2 separate regions of the Homo sapiens genome follow, and region 2 is linked to region 1. Evidence: chromatin loops called from intact Hi-C (ENCODE). Cell type or tissue: K562. All regions are shown on one strand. Links, peaks and the distances in the headings refer to the core of each region. The heading gives the core; the rest is flanking DNA. Region 1 holds the start of LOC101928796 (a long non-coding RNA gene). Region 2 overlaps LOC105372842 (proline-rich protein 36-like).

Region 1 (8,320 bases), core at 54-8,053:
TGGGTTAGTACCATCCCCTTGGTGCTGTTCTCATGAGAGTGAGTGAGTGAGTTATCATGAGATCTGGTTGTTTGAAAGTGTATGGCCCCTCTTGCATCTCTCTCTCCCTCCTGCTCCAGGAACATAAGATGTGCCTGCATTCCTTTTGCCTCCTGCTGTGATTGTAAGTTTCCTGAGGCCTTCCAGAAGCAGAAACTGCTATCCTTCCTGTAGAGCCTGCATATGTGAGCCCATTAACTTCTTTTTAAATAAATTACCCAGTTATGGGTATTTCTTTTTTTCTTTTCCTTTTTTTATTTTTATTTTTTTTTTAGATGGAGGTTTGCTTTTATTGCCCAGGCTGGAGTACAGTGGGGCAATCTCGGCTCACCATGACCTCCGCCTCCCGGGTTCAAGTGACTCTCCTGCCTCAGCCTCCCCAGTAGCTGGGATTACAGGCGCCCACCACCATGCCCAGCTAATTTTTTGTATTTTTAGTAGAGATGGGGTTTCACCATGTTGACCAGGCTGATCTTGAACTCCTGACCTCAGGTGATCAGCCCACCTCAGCCTCCCAAAGTGCTGGGATTACAGGCATGAGCCACTGCACCCAGCCAGTTATGGGTATTTTTTTCTACAGCAATGCGAGAATGGACTAATATAGATGGCATCTCAAATAATTAAAGCAAAGTTGGACTTTTTAATAAATGGTGCTGGGACAACTCAGTAGCTATTTGGAAAAAGTTAAAATGGGTTCCATACTGTGGCATTAGATGGGTATATATTGGTGTTATGATATATATAAATGGGTATATATTGGTGTTATCACATATATAAATGGGTTTTCATCCATGGTTCCTGGCTCATGCCTCCCCTACCCCTCGTTAGTCTTTTGTTACAATGTCGGGTGTGTTGGGCCACAGGGGAGGCCTCTCACCTTCTCCTGTCCTTCACTCTAACGTCCCCACCTTGCTGACTGTGGGTCTTAAGACCCTCACCTGAGAGGGTCCCACCCTAGACCCTGGGGAAAGGAGTGTTGATGTCATGAAGCTTCTATAAAAGCCCACGAGAACAGTGTTCAGTGAGCTTTTGGAGTTGAATACATGGAAGGTCCTGGAGGGTGCTGCCCGGGGAGGACATGGAAGCAACAAGCCCCTCCCCCTTCCCTCCCCCTCGGCCTCTTCATGCGTATCCTTTGCAACATCCTTTATAATAAGCTGGTAATGTACATAAGTGTTTCCCTGGGTTCTGTGAGCCACTCCAGCAAATTAATCAAACTCCAGCTGGAAGCTGGTTGGTCAGAGGCTCCAGAGGCCCACACTTGCCACTGGTGGGAAAGAGGGAGTGGTCTTGGGGACGGACCCCTTACACTGTAGGAGGTGAAACTAGCTCTGGGCAGGCAGCGTTGGAACTGAATTAGAGGTGCCCGCTGCCTGATGTGTGGGGAAACCTCTGCACATTTGGTTGCAGAAGTCTTCTTCCATGTTGACGGTTGTTGTGGTGTGAGAGCAGAGGAGAAACAGGGTTAGAGTTTCCCCGGCACACACACCTCACACCATACACAAGAATACACCCCAGTGGATTTGGGATCTGAATGTAAAAAATGAAACAAGTACTAGAGGAAATACAGGTGAATTCCTCCATACCCTGAATATGAGGAAAGATTTTTCTAGGAATCAAAACAAAAGATTAATTTGACTACATGAAAATAATAGCATTCTGCATGGCCCAAAACACCACAAAGGCAAAGGAAAATTGAGAGACGAGGAGAAGGTGTGTGCTGCACAATCACAGATGCATAGCTAATATTCCATATATTAAAAAATTCAATATTTGAGGGGGAAAACATCAAAAACTCAACAGAAAAATGGGCAAAAGACATGAAACATGAATAGATCATTTCTCCAAAAATGTATAAAAATGATCTTTAGGCCGGGCGCGGTGGCTCACGCCTGTAATCCCAGCACTTTGGGAGGCCGAGGCGGGCGGATCACGAGGTCAGGAGATCGAGACCATCCCGGCTAAAACGGTGAAACCCCGTCTCTACTAAAAATACAAAAAATTAGCCGGGCGTGTTGGCGGGCGCCTGTAGTCCCAGCTACTTGGGAGGCTGAGGCAGGAGAATGGCGTGAACCCGGGAGGCGGAGCTTGCAGTGAGCCGAGATCCCGCCACTGCACTCCAGCCTGGGCGACAGAGCGAGACTCCGTCTCAAAAAAAAAAAAAAAAAAAGATCTTTAATTATATGAAAAGTTGTTCAACTTCATTTGGAATAAGAAATAAAAATTAAAACTACAGTGAGAGGTCCTCTCCAATCTCGTGTTGTGACAGTTACAGTATTGATGAGGCCGTGGCCTCTCACTGGCTGACGACTCCAAGCTGCACAGCCGTGCGGAAGGCAGTTCAATCCGATAAAACTCCGTGACCCAGCAACTCCACGTTACGAATTCACACCGAAGAAAACCTCCAACGATAGGAAGACTTGTAGGCACAAGGTCATTTGATGCAGTATAATTGGTGGTTGTGAAATACCGGAAAAAATTAAATGCTCCTGTGTAGACGTGTGTTGGCTAAGCTAAGGTACTGCCACATAGTGCCTTCATGCAGCTGCACAGAGAATGAGGATGGTCTCTATGACCCAACACGGAGTGATTTCAATGTATGTTGTTAAGTGATGAAAAAAGGCAAAGAGCAAAAGATTATAGTAGGCTATTTGGGGTGAGAAAAAAGAGAAATAAGAAAATAATATACATGCATCATTTTACTTTTGCAAAAAGAAACACAGAAAGGCTAAATGAGAATTGAGAATGTCTGGTTGCCTCCAGGAGGTGGGTGGGGCAGGGCAGAAAGGAGGGGGAGACGGGAGTGACCACTGCGTGAGCAAACCCTTCTGTAACTCCAAACTTCAGAACATGTTATTGTCTCCCCTACTCAGAAACTAATAACTGAAACCAATAAGCGTGGGGAAACAAAATGGAATCGACACTCATTTCATTTCAAATGGATAATATAAGCACACTGGATGCAAGGGAAAGGGGAGGATAAGACATTTTTTAACAGGCCAGGCATGGTGGCTCATGCCTGTAATTTGGGAGGCCAAAGTCGGCGGATCACCCGAGGTCAGGCATTCGGGACCAGCCTGGCCAATATGCTGAAACCCTGTCTCTAGTAAAAATACAGAAATTAGCCAGACATGGTGGCAGGCACCTGCAGGTGCAGGTGCAGCTACTTGGGAGGCTGAGGCACGAGAATCGCTCAAACCCAGGAGGTGGAGGTTGCAGTGAGCCGAGATAGCACCACTGCACCCCAGCCTGGGTGACAGAGCGAGACTCTGTCTCAAAAAAAAAAAAGAAATTTTTGAACAAAGTATTTTGACCATGTACTCATAGGCCAAAGATCCCTCAAAATTATAAGTAAATATTATAATTGTATAATTATCTATTTATATATAATTATATTATTAAAAAATTATAAATAAGCTCTACACAGTAGGTTTGCTTTTCACACAGGTAGGGATTAGCAACCCTGAAGCTGCTTTCTGTGTATTCTCGGATGCAGCAAATAGACAATTACACTGTGGCTGGTGGGGGTCTGGTCTCCACTCTCTGAAAAGGTGTTACAGTGGCGGGAAGGCAGCCAAGCAGACACACAGGTGTGCATGGGTCAGTGGTGTTACAGACTGACTGTGTCCCTCCCGTGTTCATATGTCAAAGCCCTTAAGCCCTAATGTGAGTGCATTTGGAGATGGGACCTGTAAGGAGGTAGTTATGGTTAAATGGGGTCATAAGGGTGGGGTTCTAATTTGACAGGACTGGTGTCCTTCTCAGAGGAGACACAGAGATTGTTCTCTCTCTGCAAGTGGACAGAGAAGAGGCCATGTGAAGAAATGAGAAGGCAGCTGTACGCAAGCCAGGGAGGGAGGCCTCACCAGAAACCAACCCTGACAGCACCTTGACCTTGAACTTCTAGCTTCCGGAACTATGAAAAAATTAGTTTCTGTTATGGAAGCCTCCCACGGTATGGCATTTCATTACAGCAGCCCCAGTACACTGAGGGATGGTAGCTGGAGGTCAATAGATGAATAACAAAATTAGACGGATGATAGACAGGGATATCATTGTCCGTCTTAAATTACCAGACTCAGAAAATATGATTAAGCATAGAGTTTACTGGAGCCCAGAGCTTAAGGACAGCCACCTGGGAGCACAGGTTCAAGCTGCCCTAAATCGAAGCTCCCATTAGCAGCAGCCTCTGACTCCCGCCCGAGGGCCCCCAGCACTACTGTGGAATTCCGGCCGGAACACACAGCCTGGACCTGGTCATGAGAAACGGCCCCACAAGCCCAACTTGAGATGCATTTTACAGAATAAGTGGCTTAAACGTCTCAAAAACGTCAAGGTCAGGAAAGGTCAAATTAAAGGAGACAAAGAGGTAAGAGAATAATGTAACAGTGAGCCAGCACCATTCCTGCCTCTGCAAAGGGGAAGGTGAGGGGATTGTTCCCATTATCAGGGGAAAGGGGTTCTCAGGAGACCTGGAGAAACGCCCAGGCGTAGCCTGGCCTGGGGCAACTGGAGCCGACCACTGCAGTGGGCTCTGGCAGGCACTGCGTCTCCCCCGAGGTCTCTGCTGAAAACAACGACCACGGAGGCCCTGATGCCTCCTACCTGGGCTGTGACCCTGGCCTAGGGCTCCTCGCACCTCCTGCACCCCACAGCCTCCGGGCCAGGCTCCGGCTCCCACCCAGTCCCTGCAGCCAAGGGAAGCCGCTGCCTGCAGGCCTGGAGGGCTCCCTGTTCCAGCTGCTCCCTCACTGGCCTCCGGCAGGGTCAGGACAGAGAGGGGGTGGCAAATCCACTGACCCCAGCGGAAGCCTCGCCAGAGTCTCCCAGGCACCGGTGGACCCAGGCATCTGGGGCCAGCGGGGAGGCCACGGAAAGGGGACAGTGCTGGCTCTGGGCCCCTCGGGGGACCGTCCTGCACTGGTGCCCATGGGCAGCAGAGGGCGCCCCTGACCATCCCTCCATGGCGTCCGCAGGAGCCTCACCAGCCTCAGGGTCCAGGGGCACCCACCCAGCTGTCAACCTAGCTGTCTGGAGTGAGCTTCAGTGGGAGGGGAGGAGGGGGCCTGCGATTGTGCAGGGACGAGGCTGGGGGAGCAGAGACTCCAGAAACCGTGTCCCACACCCCGCACTGCCCCTCACTGTGCAGCCCCAGCCTCCCTCCTAGAGCCCCCCAGCTGCTAGGCTGTGACAATTGCTTGTGTATCTGGACCCAGCAGGCTACAGGTCACTGTGACCTTGGGGCCTGGGGTCCCAAAGCCAGGCTGCCTGCCCCCGTTTCCCCCACCGCCATCTCCAGAGCCACCATCACCAGTTCTGCCACCCTCGGCCCTCCCTGTCACTGCAGGGCAGCCCTGGACTCGCTCAGACCCTGAGTTCAGACCCTGGGGTGCAGAGGCTGATGGCCCGGCGCTGGCCTCCTGAGCCCTCCTCACCCCTGGGCACTCACTGAGTACTGGGCCTGCTCTCCTGAGGGCAAAAGAGCACCCAACCCCTCCCCCAGCTCTGAAACAACCCTCAGATCCTGATGCTTTTGGGGTCACATGTTTGGGGAGGGAACTGGCAGTAGCCCAGGAGCCCTAGATCACGGAGGTCACCCTGCTGAACGCGAGGGTCTCTGCCTCCCAAGGGTGGGGACTCCAGAGGCCGGGCACCTGGGAGGGCCTTGCTCTGGGCCCTCCGGCCTGGCTGTGGCTGGCACCCTGGGACCCCAGACCCAGCCCAGAGCAGGGATGGCTGCGTCTCGCTCCCAGTTTGTCCTGATCCCAGAGCCTCCAGCCACAGCTCCGTAAGGTGGGCACTGAGATGGCCCTGAGGCCTGGAGGCCCTGAACGGAGATGAGGTCTCTTTCCACAGACCAGCCGCGTTCCCACCGCACCCTCTCTTTGGGGTTTGATTGGCCCAGGGAGTGTGAGTGTTCCTGAGAAGCCCAGATGTTACCCAGGCACTCGGCCCCAGGCTCTGTGACTCCCATGTGGGGACAATGGAAACCAGATGCTGGGAAGCTGGGCTGGGTGGGCGGGCCCCTGGCAGCTGTGTGCTGCGTCCATCTGGACTGGTCTCTGAGCCCCGGGCCTGTGGACCTCGGCCTCATGGGAGCCCCAGCTCTGTCACTGTTACTCCCTCCATCAGCTCCCACCGACAGAGTGGACATTCTCTTGACAACTTGAGAAAACGGAGCTTCTGGGAGCCTGTGTCCCGACCCGAGCTCAGGCAACTAGTGGGTGACAGAGCTGGGACCGCACCCAGTTCTGACTGCCCCAGCTTTCCTGGCACATCCAGCCTGGGGTATACCAGGCAGGATGCCAGCAGTTTCTCTGAGCCACGGTGTGGTCAGGCAGAGAGACGGAGGGTCTGAGTGGCCCCCTACAGATGCTGTGGTCCTGCGTGGAAACCCTCTGGGTGTCTGAGGAGTGGGGTGATGTGGGACTGTGACCACCCATGTTCAGCTCCCTGCAGAGTGGCAAGGAGCCCCCCGCCCCCGTCTCTCTGGGACCCAGCCGGAGTGGGGGCTGCTGGTCTGTAAGGGATCCTAACCCTTTCTTCCCTACTGCCCCAGCCTCGTTAAAACTGCTGCATGCCGGCGGGTGAGCGGGACATGGGGCAGCCCCCGCAGCTGAGCTCCCCACTGCCGGGGGAGGGCCTGTGTGGAGCTCCGAGACCAGGTCCTAGAAGCCCCTGGGCCCTGCCCTGCGCTGCGAAGGGAACCGGGTGTCTGAGCATGGGGCCGGCAGGACCGACAGCATCGGGGCTTGAAACCCAGTGCTCGGGAGCCCGCCCCTCCCCCCACGACCTTTTGGGCCCAGAAGCCATGATGGGGGCACAGAGGAGGGAGTTTCGGGCCCCGGCCCGGGGTGCGGGGTCTCACACAGGGACCCCAGGTCTGAGCTGTGCCACTCGTGCAGCCCTGGCCCTCCGCAGCCTCGGCAACCCCACCCGAGGGCTCCCACTGCTGCCCACAGACATCTCAGGGTCTCCCGGGCCGGGTCAGCGGCGCCGGAACAGGGTCTCCCGGGCCGGGTCAGCGGCGCCGGAAGTGATTCTCGTCAGCAGGAATGCGCTGGCTGCCCGGGAGCCTTCAGGGTGGGCTCTGGGGGCCAGGTGCGGCCTCAGCGCCGTCCCTTCCCGGGAAGCCTCCTCCCTGGGGTCCACGCCGGCTCCTGCTGGCTCCCCCATTCCGCTGAAATCTGAGGAAAAGGCTCTGGGAACGCAGCCAGACTCCCCCACAGCTCAGACGGCTGTAAAGAAATATTCCTGCCAGATGTTCAGAGGCGGAGGCCAGCATGAGGTAACGGGAAAGGCTTAACCCGTCCAGCCCCGCAGCCTCGCAGCCGCCTCCGGGGCCCAGCTCTAGGGGCTGCGGGCCCCGTGCCGTGGGGGACGTCCCTGCCGCGTCCGTGTCCCGGGGGCCGGGCCTGCCTGCGGCGGGAGCCCACCCCGTGCGGTCAGACGGGCTCAGAGCGCTCTTCTGCAGTCTCCAGCCCTCCCTGGAGGGCGTGTTGGACCAGCCCCTGATGGGCGCCCGGGAGCCACGGGATGGGGCGTGATGCCAGCCTGGGAGAGGGATCCACTCGGGGGTCCTCAGGAGGCGGTGCCAGCCCCCGGCATGGCTTGGGGGAGCCTCTGTGTTGCCAGCGCTGGGCAGCCCTGGACCCCCCGCCACCCTTTGCCTCACGGGCCCTGGGTTTCAGGGCAGTGGCCTCTCAACCCAGCGAGATCACAGCGCCATCGAGACAGTCTTTCAGTCTTTTTTTTTTTTTTTTTTTTTTTTTGCGTCTCTTTGAAATGACAGTTCCCAGAACCAGAGCTTCTATGGCGGATTCTCACCAGAAAATGAAATTCTCAGCTTACAGGCAACGGAACAAAATGAAATCAGGCCAATGCACGCGGCCCCGGGAAGCACCAGGGGGCCTCAGCGAGCTCCTGAGTTTCACACTCAGTGCGGGGGTTTCCGCCTCAGCCCCTCTTAGCGGGAGTCACTAAAGGAAACGCAGAGAGGGCGGGAACGCAACCCCAGCACCCTGCGGCTCCCGCCACGGGGTCGCGCCCTCCCTCTGATATCCAGAGCCTGCGGCTCCCAGAGGCGCTCCCGGAACAAACCGGGGCGCGCAGAGCTTTCTTCGCCGCTGTCTGGGGGCCGCAGGACTGTCCCAGGGCCCGTGATTGACGGACCAGTCCCCGGCATTGAGCCTTGTGTCTTTCCAGTTACAGGCGATGCTGCCGGAAACGTGTGTTTTCCTATCTAGGAGTCAGTCTGTCGCAGACCGATTCCTGGATCGCC
Region 2 (8,320 bases), core at 225-8,224, 70 kb after region 1:
CACACAAAGACCTTCCTTAGTTCCCAGTTAAAAAGAAAAGGAAAAACAGGAACTGTCGGCCCGGGTGTGTGCATGTAGCCCAGGGGCCCCACAAAGACTGACCCGGCTTCCATCCCTGAGGCCCCGCAGAGACTGTCCCGGCTTCCATCCTGAGGCCCGCAGAGCACTAGGCTGGGGGTGCGCCTGGGCAGGAGGCTGCACGGCAAAGGCACGGGGTGTGCCATGGAGTTTCCCCGGGAGCCGCAGCCCTGCCCACTCTACAGGGCCCCCGGGAAGTGACTGCCTTGCCAGACAACGGAATCCAGGGCCCAGCCACGGACAATCAGGGGAAGGCGTGGAGGGAGCGAGGAGAGACGGGAGCCGGGCATTGGAGGGATTACCAGGTTTGGGGTCCTGCAGGCAGAATTCAGGCGGCGGGGTGGGGACGCATCGCCCCCATAGTGAGCAGGGTCCATGCAGTGCAGCCCAACGGGGGCTTTGTCCTAAGGACTGTGGGCAGCTGCTGAGGGCGTTTGGGAACACCCCTCCCGGAGGGGTGAGGCGGCCCAGCCTGCGGCTGCCAGAGGACACAGGTTCTGCTGCGGAACCTGCAGACATGGCCATAACAGGCCACAGTGCTCGGGCCCACACAGCCTGGACCCACATGGCCCTGTGTCACCTCCTCAGGGGCAGGCTTCAGGGCCTCGACCCTAGAGGCTGCCCCTCGGTTCTGCTCCATGGACGGCGCAGGCAGGCCCAGGCCTGTGACGAGTTCACGGAAGCTCCAGGATGACCCCCGCTCTGCGCCCTCCTCCAGCATTCCAGACCACAAACCACTCTGGGCTAAAACGAGGCATCGCCAGAGCATCCCACTTCCTCGGAAAGCTGCGGTCTGGGGACGCGTCTTGGCCCTGAAGAGGCTCCAGATGGCTCCCATCAGGCCTCTCCGCCTACGTGCGGCCGACATGGAGTGACAGAGCGTCGGGGACACAGAATTCAGAGCTGGGCCTGGGGCTGCTTTGAGATACTGATGGCTGCCAGGGGGCACAGAGACCCGTCCTGCAGACAGGGCTGTGAGGGCCACAGGGGGCCTCGGGGAGAGGCAGTGGGAGGGAGGACAGTGGGGGCCTCCAGCTGGGTGAGCAGCTGGAGCGAGGGGGGCCCGGGGCTTGTGATGGTGCTGCCGACCCTAGAGGTGCCGGCCCCACGATGGAGAGCACGTAGTGCCCCCCGGGAGTCAGGAGGCCGGGCCTGACCTCGGGGGCTGCAGCCAGGGGAGGCCGGCACCCCAGATAACCCCCAAAGAACTGCAGGCCCTGAGGCGAGGCCAGAGTGGGGGCGGGGGCAGGTCCCAGCCGAGGAGGTGCTCCGTGCTGCCTCAGCAGAACCCATGATGGGCTGGCCCAAGGCTCTGAAGGTGGAAAGGCCTCACACATTCTGCCCCGGCTGACGCCTTCCTTGGGCCAGTGCTCGGGGGTGTGTAACAAACGCCAAGACGCATTGTAAAGAAGGAAGCCTGCGTTTCCATCACCGGCTTAATATCAAACAAAAGTGCAATTTTGAAAATGTAGTCCAAGGTTTTCTGTGGTGCGGAAATGGCCAGGCCAGACCTCCGTGGGTGGTCCTTCGTGTCCACGTCAGCGCCCTACATCCACACTGTGGGCACCATGACCTCACATGCGGAGCGGAGCAGGGCCGGCGCCCGGAGAGCCAGGCTGGTCACGAACGAGGCCTAGAGGGCGTCAGGCCCCAAAGCACTCACAGGCTTCTCCTCTGTCCTCGGGGCCTTCAGACACCTGCATGCGCCGATTCAGCCACCCGCGCGCGCCGATTCCCCTGGCCATGGGGTTTCCAAAGTGTGTGCTCAGAGGACAGTTTCCTCCAGGATGACCTGTCAGTGGCTCTCTGTGCCGGGGACGTCGCGTGCTGGGTCCCGGTCTGAATGCTTCCTAACGATTTACCCAGTTCCTTTTCTCCACTCAGGAGGCGTTTGCTGAGAGGCACAGGCTGAGCCCCCGTGCTGATGCCACGACCGAGGGAACGGGTCTCCCTGTCGGCGTGAACTGACCCGGCCAGGCGTCCACTGCCACTCGGACTGTCTCCCAGGCACGTGGCGCCCACACGGGCAGAACACGCCCTCCACACACGCGGCTTCGGGCAGAACACGAGGCGCCCTCCACACACGCGGCTTCGGGGCTTGTCATGAAAAAAGCTGAATGCTGGGGGTGCAGCTTTCACCAACAGAATCCCGTTTGGAAGGGACGCGGTGAGACATGATCCACCCTAAGTTGTGATCCTGGGTGAGCCGCCGTCCACACCCTGCTGAGGGTCCCTTCACCCACTTTATTCTCCAGAAAACCCTGCCCATCAGGGCTGAGTCCCACGCCTTCCCTCTCCGTCCAGGCCTGGCTTTGACCTCTGGGGTCGTGTGGGGCACAGGGGACACCCTATCCAGGCAGAGGCCCTACGGCTATCTGGAGGAAGTGGTGGGAGCTGGGCTTCTGCCTGGAGGATGCACCCAGAGGGGTCACAGTCCACACAGAGACACACGGGTGCCTTCCAGATGGCTGAGCCAGTCCAGCCCAGAAGGGCCTGGGGGTTGGGGGCTGCACCTGGCCTGTCCCCACCAGCAGGGCTCAGGGCTTCCCAAGGTGTGTGGGGGACGGGGCAGCACCTCTCAACCAGGTCACCTGAAACCCGAACTGAAAGGCATCCTAAGTTAAGACATTAACTCCCATTGTCAAGGTGCCATCGTCAATTCTGTCTCCAAATCCTTCTTTGTTATTTCATGTATTCACAGAGTGACGCTCCGTGTTTCGTTCAGCCTGCAGGCCTGCAGAAGCTGCATCTCGGGATGGCCAAGAGCCCGGCCAGGCCCCACGGCTGCACCCAGGACGGGATTCATGCCCCATGCCTGGCTTCTCACGACCACAGAGTGCCTTTCCCGGGACTGGATGGAGGCAGAGTGAGAGAAGAGCCTGGAGCAAGTGTTTTGGACCACAGTGATCAAACACGGAGCCCGTGGGAGGACGTGGGAGGACGTGCGGGGCTTTGCCGGGCGAGCCCGATGCTGCTCACGGCACCTGGAGTGTTCGGGCCGCTATTTGGGCGGTGTTCTGAGCAGCCGTCAGACCTTGAGTTTTGCTGTCAAAAGCTCTTCTCTCCTGCCCCGAAATATACCCAGTCCATGCCCCAAGAGGAAAGGCCTTTGTGCCAGGTGGGCACCCGGCTGCCTCTTGGCAAAGACTTGTTGGAAAAATGAGTGAGTGACGAGGCTGCTGGTCAGCGTGTGGCCTGTGGCGTCACTGGGGCCTCTGGCGGCTGCTGGAACCAGAAGAGGAGCCTGCGCTGCAACCCAGGCCGCACCACATCAGGGTCTCACTGGGAGCCGGAGAGCTTGTTCCCAGGCAACCCTGAAACAGAGAAGTGTCCTTGGAGGCTTCACCCACGCAGACCCACGGCTTCCTGGTAGAAGCCGTCTGCACCCCCGCACTGACCTGGCTCTGTGAGGAGAGCGGGGAGGGGCTCCAGGGAAACATCCTGGCGTTGGCGTAGCCAGCCTGTGAGTCACGGGGAAGCCGGCTGCCCGGATGCCCCCCAAGGACCCGGTGAGTCCACACACAGTACAGCAGGGCCTGGGCCCGCACCACCGCCTTTTCCTGCAGGCCCCTCATGTCCACTGACTGCACCTCCAGGGACTCTGCCCGGCAACCCAGGCGCCCCCGACACACCCCACCACACAGCTCCTTCTGCCTCACCCACACCCCGCCAGACCCTGAGCGCTCACGAAGTCTCCTTGTCAAGAACTTTGAGAGCCAGTTGCTAAACACAGATGTTATTTATTTATTTGAGACAGAGTCTTGCTCTGTCACCCAGGCTGGAGTGCAGTGGCACGATCTCAGCTCACTGCAGCCTTGGCCTCCCGGGTTCCAGCGATTCTCCTGCCTCAGCCTCCTGGGTAGCTGGGATTGCAGGTGGCCACCACGCCCAGCTAGTTTTTGTATTTTTAGTAGAGACGGGGTTTCGCCAAGTTGGCCAGGCTGGTCTCAAACTCCTGACCTCAGGTGATCTGTCAGCCTCAGCCTCCCAAAGTGCTGGGATTACAGGCGTGAGCCACCGCACCCGGGCTACAGATGTTATTTTTAAAATTACATAAACTTACAATTAAATACATTAAGTTAAATACCATGGTCACAAAGGTGCCTTCTGCCTCTGCATCTGCGCGGTGGAAACACCACTGCAGCGTTCAGGAGCTTCCTGAGGTGGTGTGTTCCCAGCTGGAATCAGCACTCGCGACGAATCCCAGGTGCTCTTCCTCAGGGCCAGTGGGTAAACAGTTACCAGCATGGTAGGCCTCACCACACCCCACCGCTGCCACCCGCGAGCCAGCCACGTCCCGCCCTCCACCCTCCCTCCAGCCCTTCCCAGGACCCTCTGCGTGTCCCTGGTCCTCGCGGCCTGCATCTGAGCGAGGCCCCCTCCATCCTCCCTCCAGCCTCTCCCAGGACCCTCTGCATGTCCCTGGTCCCCGTGGCCTGCATCTGAGCGAGTCTCCCGGGGGCTGCACAGCTGTCCCTGGGCCTTCAGCTTCTGACCGTCTCTTTGCTGCAGCTGGAGCCCTTTCTTGGGCACCTGCGCACACTCAGGGCTTCCACCCCAGATCTGGCGTCCCCCAGAGCAGCTCTGTCTTTGAAATCTTCTCCTTGGGGTGTCCTCTGTGAACACCCTCACTTCACCTCTGGCACCAGGGCCGCTGAGTGACCAACCTCTCCTCCTGGGGGTTCAGCTCCCTCTGGTTTCAGTCCCTCCCCACCCAGCGGGGACACGGCCACTCACTTCCAGGTGGGCTCCCCAGCCGAGGTCAGTCCCCAGGCCAGGGAAGACAGGCTGGGCGCAGGGACCAGGGGGGCCTGTGGGGGATCGTGGCAGGGAACGATGGCACTGCGGCCGCACCGTCAAAGCCCACAGGCCTTCTTCTCCATCATAGGTGGGCCGTTCAGCTGCGGCTGGGGTCCCAGGGCCTCCGAGATCCCTCTTTTCCATTCCCCACAGCATGGGCTCTGAGCCTTCCTCCTCCCACGCCTGTTTCCACCCCAGCCCAGCTCCCTTGTTCTCAGCAGAGGGCCATGAACTGTGAGCCTCTCTTGTGTGTTTGAGGGTGCCATGTGGTGGGACTTGGCTGTGTCCCCAGCCAGTCTCTCCGGGAATTGTAATCATCCCCACACGTCAAGGGCGGGGCCAGGTGGAGATAATTGAATCATGAGGGCGGTTTCCCCCGTACTGTTCTCGTGGTAGTGAATAAGTCTCGTGAGATCTGATGGTTTTATAAAGAGGAGTTCCCCTACACAAGCTCTCTTGTCTGACACCACGTAAGATGGCGCCTTTGCTTCTCCTTCACCTTCCTCCATGACTGTGAGGCCTCCCCAGCCATGTGGAACTGTGAGTCCATTAAGCCTCTTTCCTTCATAAATTACCCGGTCTCAGGTATGTCTTTATTAGCAGTGTGAGAACAGACAAATACACAGGGGAGGTTGGCCCACATGCTGCCGACCGACATCATCTGTTTAAAGCTGACTCCTTGAAAATCAGCTGTGAGTAAAGGGGGCGTTCCAAACTCAGGCCCTTAGAGCCAGCGTGTGTGGCCCAGTAGCCAGAGCACAGTATGCCTCTCGGCCAGTGGGACCAGGGGCTGGGGCAGACCCCGAGCTGGAGCCTGCATCCAGCCCCCGAACGTTCTCCCACTGCCATCTACTTGGCCAAGAGGTACCTGACCAAGCTTGGTACCTTGGAGAATGCCACAAATAAAAATTAGCCCAGCGGGGTTCCGGCATCTACTTACTGCAAACCCTCACTTCCTTCACACGTGTCTCTGCAGGCAGGTCTGGTCTGGGGAGTTTCTGCCCATATCACAGGCAGAGTCTGACCCTCCAATCCTTCTCTCATTCTCAGGTTCACAAAGCTGAGTGAAGTCCAAACAGGAAAAGCCCAAATAGAGCCACACTCAGACACACCACAACTCAGACACATCACAACTCGGACACACCACAACTCAGACACACCACAACTCAGACACACCACAACTCGGACACACCACAACTCGGACACACCACAACTCGGACACACCACAACTCGGACACACCACAACTCGGACACACCACAACTCGGACACACCACAACTCGGAAACATCACAACTGAGACACACCACAACTCAGAAACACCACAACTCAGACACACCACAACTCAGACACATCACAACTCAGACACACCACAACTCAGACACACCACAACTCAGAAACATCACAACTCAGACACACCACAACTCAGACACACCACAACTCAGAAACATCACAACACAGACACATCACACACTCAAGACACATCACAACCTAACTTCTGAAAACTAAAGACAAAAATATAAAAGAACAACAATTGAAATGACTGCAAATTTCCCATTAGAAACCATGGAAGCAGCTGCGCACAGTGGCTCACACCTGTAATCCTAACACTTTGGGAGACTGAGGCAGATGGATATCACCTGAGGCCAGGAGTTCGAGGCCAACCTGGCCAACATGGCAAAAGCCCATCTCTACTAAAAATGCAAAAATTAGCCAGGTGTGGTGCACACCTGTAGTCCCAGATACTTAGGAGACTGAGGCAGGAGAATCACTTAAACCTCAGAGGCGGAGGCTGCAGTGAGCCAAGATCGCGCCACTGCACTCCAGCCTGCGCAACGGAGTGAAAAGAAAAAAGAAAAAAAGAAACCATGGAAGCCAGGAAAAAGTGGCACTTTGAGACGGAGCCTTGGCTCACTGCAGCCTCCGCCTCCCAGGTTGAAACAATTCTCCTTCCTCAGCCTCCTGAGTAGCTGGGATTACAGGCGCCTGCAACCACGCCCAGCTAATTTTTATATTTTTAGTACAGACGGAGTTTCACCATGTTTGCCATGCTGGTCTCAAACTCCTGACCTCAGGTGATACGCCTACCTCAGCCTCCCAAAGTGCTGGGATTACAGGCATGAGCCACTACGCCCAACCTGGCACATTGTTTAATTGCTGAAAGAAAATAATTATCAGTTCAGGAGTCTATATCCAGCAAAAATATCCTTCAGGGATGAGGGTGAAATGGAGACATTCTCAGATGAAGAAAAACTAAGAAAATTTGCTGCCAGCACATATACCCTAAAAGAATGCCTAAAAGAGTTTTTTCAGATAGAAAAACATCAGGAATGAAGGAAGAGCAACAAAAATGATAAATATTGAGGAAATGTAATAGACTGTTCTTCAGTTCTTTAAAATAATGTTTGATGATGAAAAGCAAGTACTGTAGTATTGTTGGGCGGAGTTTCAGCACATGCAGATGTATCAACTAAGACGGACTGCAGCATGAAAGATGCAGGTCCAGGAAGCTACACGGTGGCAAGAGTTCCACAAAACACTTGAAATGCTAAAATACTGATTCCAAGGAGACTGTGAAAGGTGAAGTATGCATATGGTAATCCCCAGAAAACCAGTAAATATTCTACAGAGCTATATCATCAACAACACAATAGGTAGCTTAACATACTGAAAAATGTTCAAATAACCAAAAGACAGGAATGAAAAGACAAAAGAACAAAAAAATGGAGGAAATAAGCAGAAAACAAATAATAAAATGGTAGGTTTGAATCCAAACATATCAATAATGACATTAAATGTAACTGGTCTAAATTAAAAGACAGAGACCTGGTGCCATGGCTCGTACCTGTCATCCCAGCACTTTGGGAGGCCAAGGCAAGAGGATCACTTGAGGCCAGGAGTTCAAGACCAGCCTGGGCAATACAGTGGGACGCTGTCTCTACAGATTTTTTTTTTAATTACCCAGGCATATGGTGTGCGCCTGTGGTCCCAGCTAGTCAGGAGGCCAGGGTGGGAGGATCGCTTGAGCCCAGGAGGTCGAGGCTGCAGTGATGTGATCATGATACTGTACTCCGGCCTGGGCAACAGAGTGAGACCGTATCTCTACAAAAAAAATTAAAAATTAAAAAAGACAGATGGTCACAATGGATTTCTTTAAATGACCCACCTATATTTCTACCCTCAAGAAACTCACTTCAAAGATAATATTGGTAGGTCAGTGTTAAAAGGATAGAAAAAGATATATCATCATGCAGGCACAAATTTTAATAAACTGAACTGCCTATATTAATATCAGATAAAGTGGACTTCAGAGAAAAGAAAATTATCGGCAGCAAAGAGGTAAATTACGTGATGATAAAAGGGTCAATTCAGCCTGTAATCTCAGCACTTTGGGAGAGGATGGTCATCGAGACCATCCTGGCTAACACGGTGAAACCTCGTCTCT

Evidence for each region. Peaks named below come from ENCODE experiments on the same cell type or tissue, not always from the same donor. Only the 100,000 strongest peaks of a DNase experiment are listed, where the experiment ranks them.
Region 2: it touches region 1 in a loop (2.2-fold over the local background); 23 of 110 quality-filtered maps call a loop at or near these places.

The regions. Positions count from the first base shown.
Region 1 is chr21:45,965,850-45,974,169 of GRCh38, forward strand. It overlaps LOC101928796 (a long non-coding RNA gene), which reads left to right and starts at 7,121. Exons shown (of 2, transcript NR_109931.1): 1 at 7,121-7,327; 2 at 8,245-8,320. RefSeq lists silencers at 4,566-4,860, 7,499-7,568 and enhancers at 7,829-7,878, 8,188-8,320. In K562, for the core only: CTCF peaks have their summits at 4,979 (motif pointing right) and 7,937; DNase peaks (open chromatin) are centred at 4,962 and 7,962; H3K4me3 peaks cover 446 bases; H3K27me3 peaks cover 3,562 bases.
Region 2 is chr21:46,035,654-46,043,973 of GRCh38, forward strand. It overlaps LOC105372842 (proline-rich protein 36-like), which reads left to right. Exons shown (of 3, transcript XR_001755088.2): 1 at 1-383; 2 at 1,963-2,245; 3 at 2,780-3,880. Among named protein-coding and RNA genes, the nearest start is that of COL6A2-DT, 58 kb to the right of the region's middle. RefSeq lists an enhancer at 3,232-3,874. In K562, for the core only: no CTCF peak of the experiment used is centred there; a DNase peak (open chromatin) is centred at 5,168; H3K4me3 peaks cover 299 bases; H3K27me3 peaks cover 4,809 bases.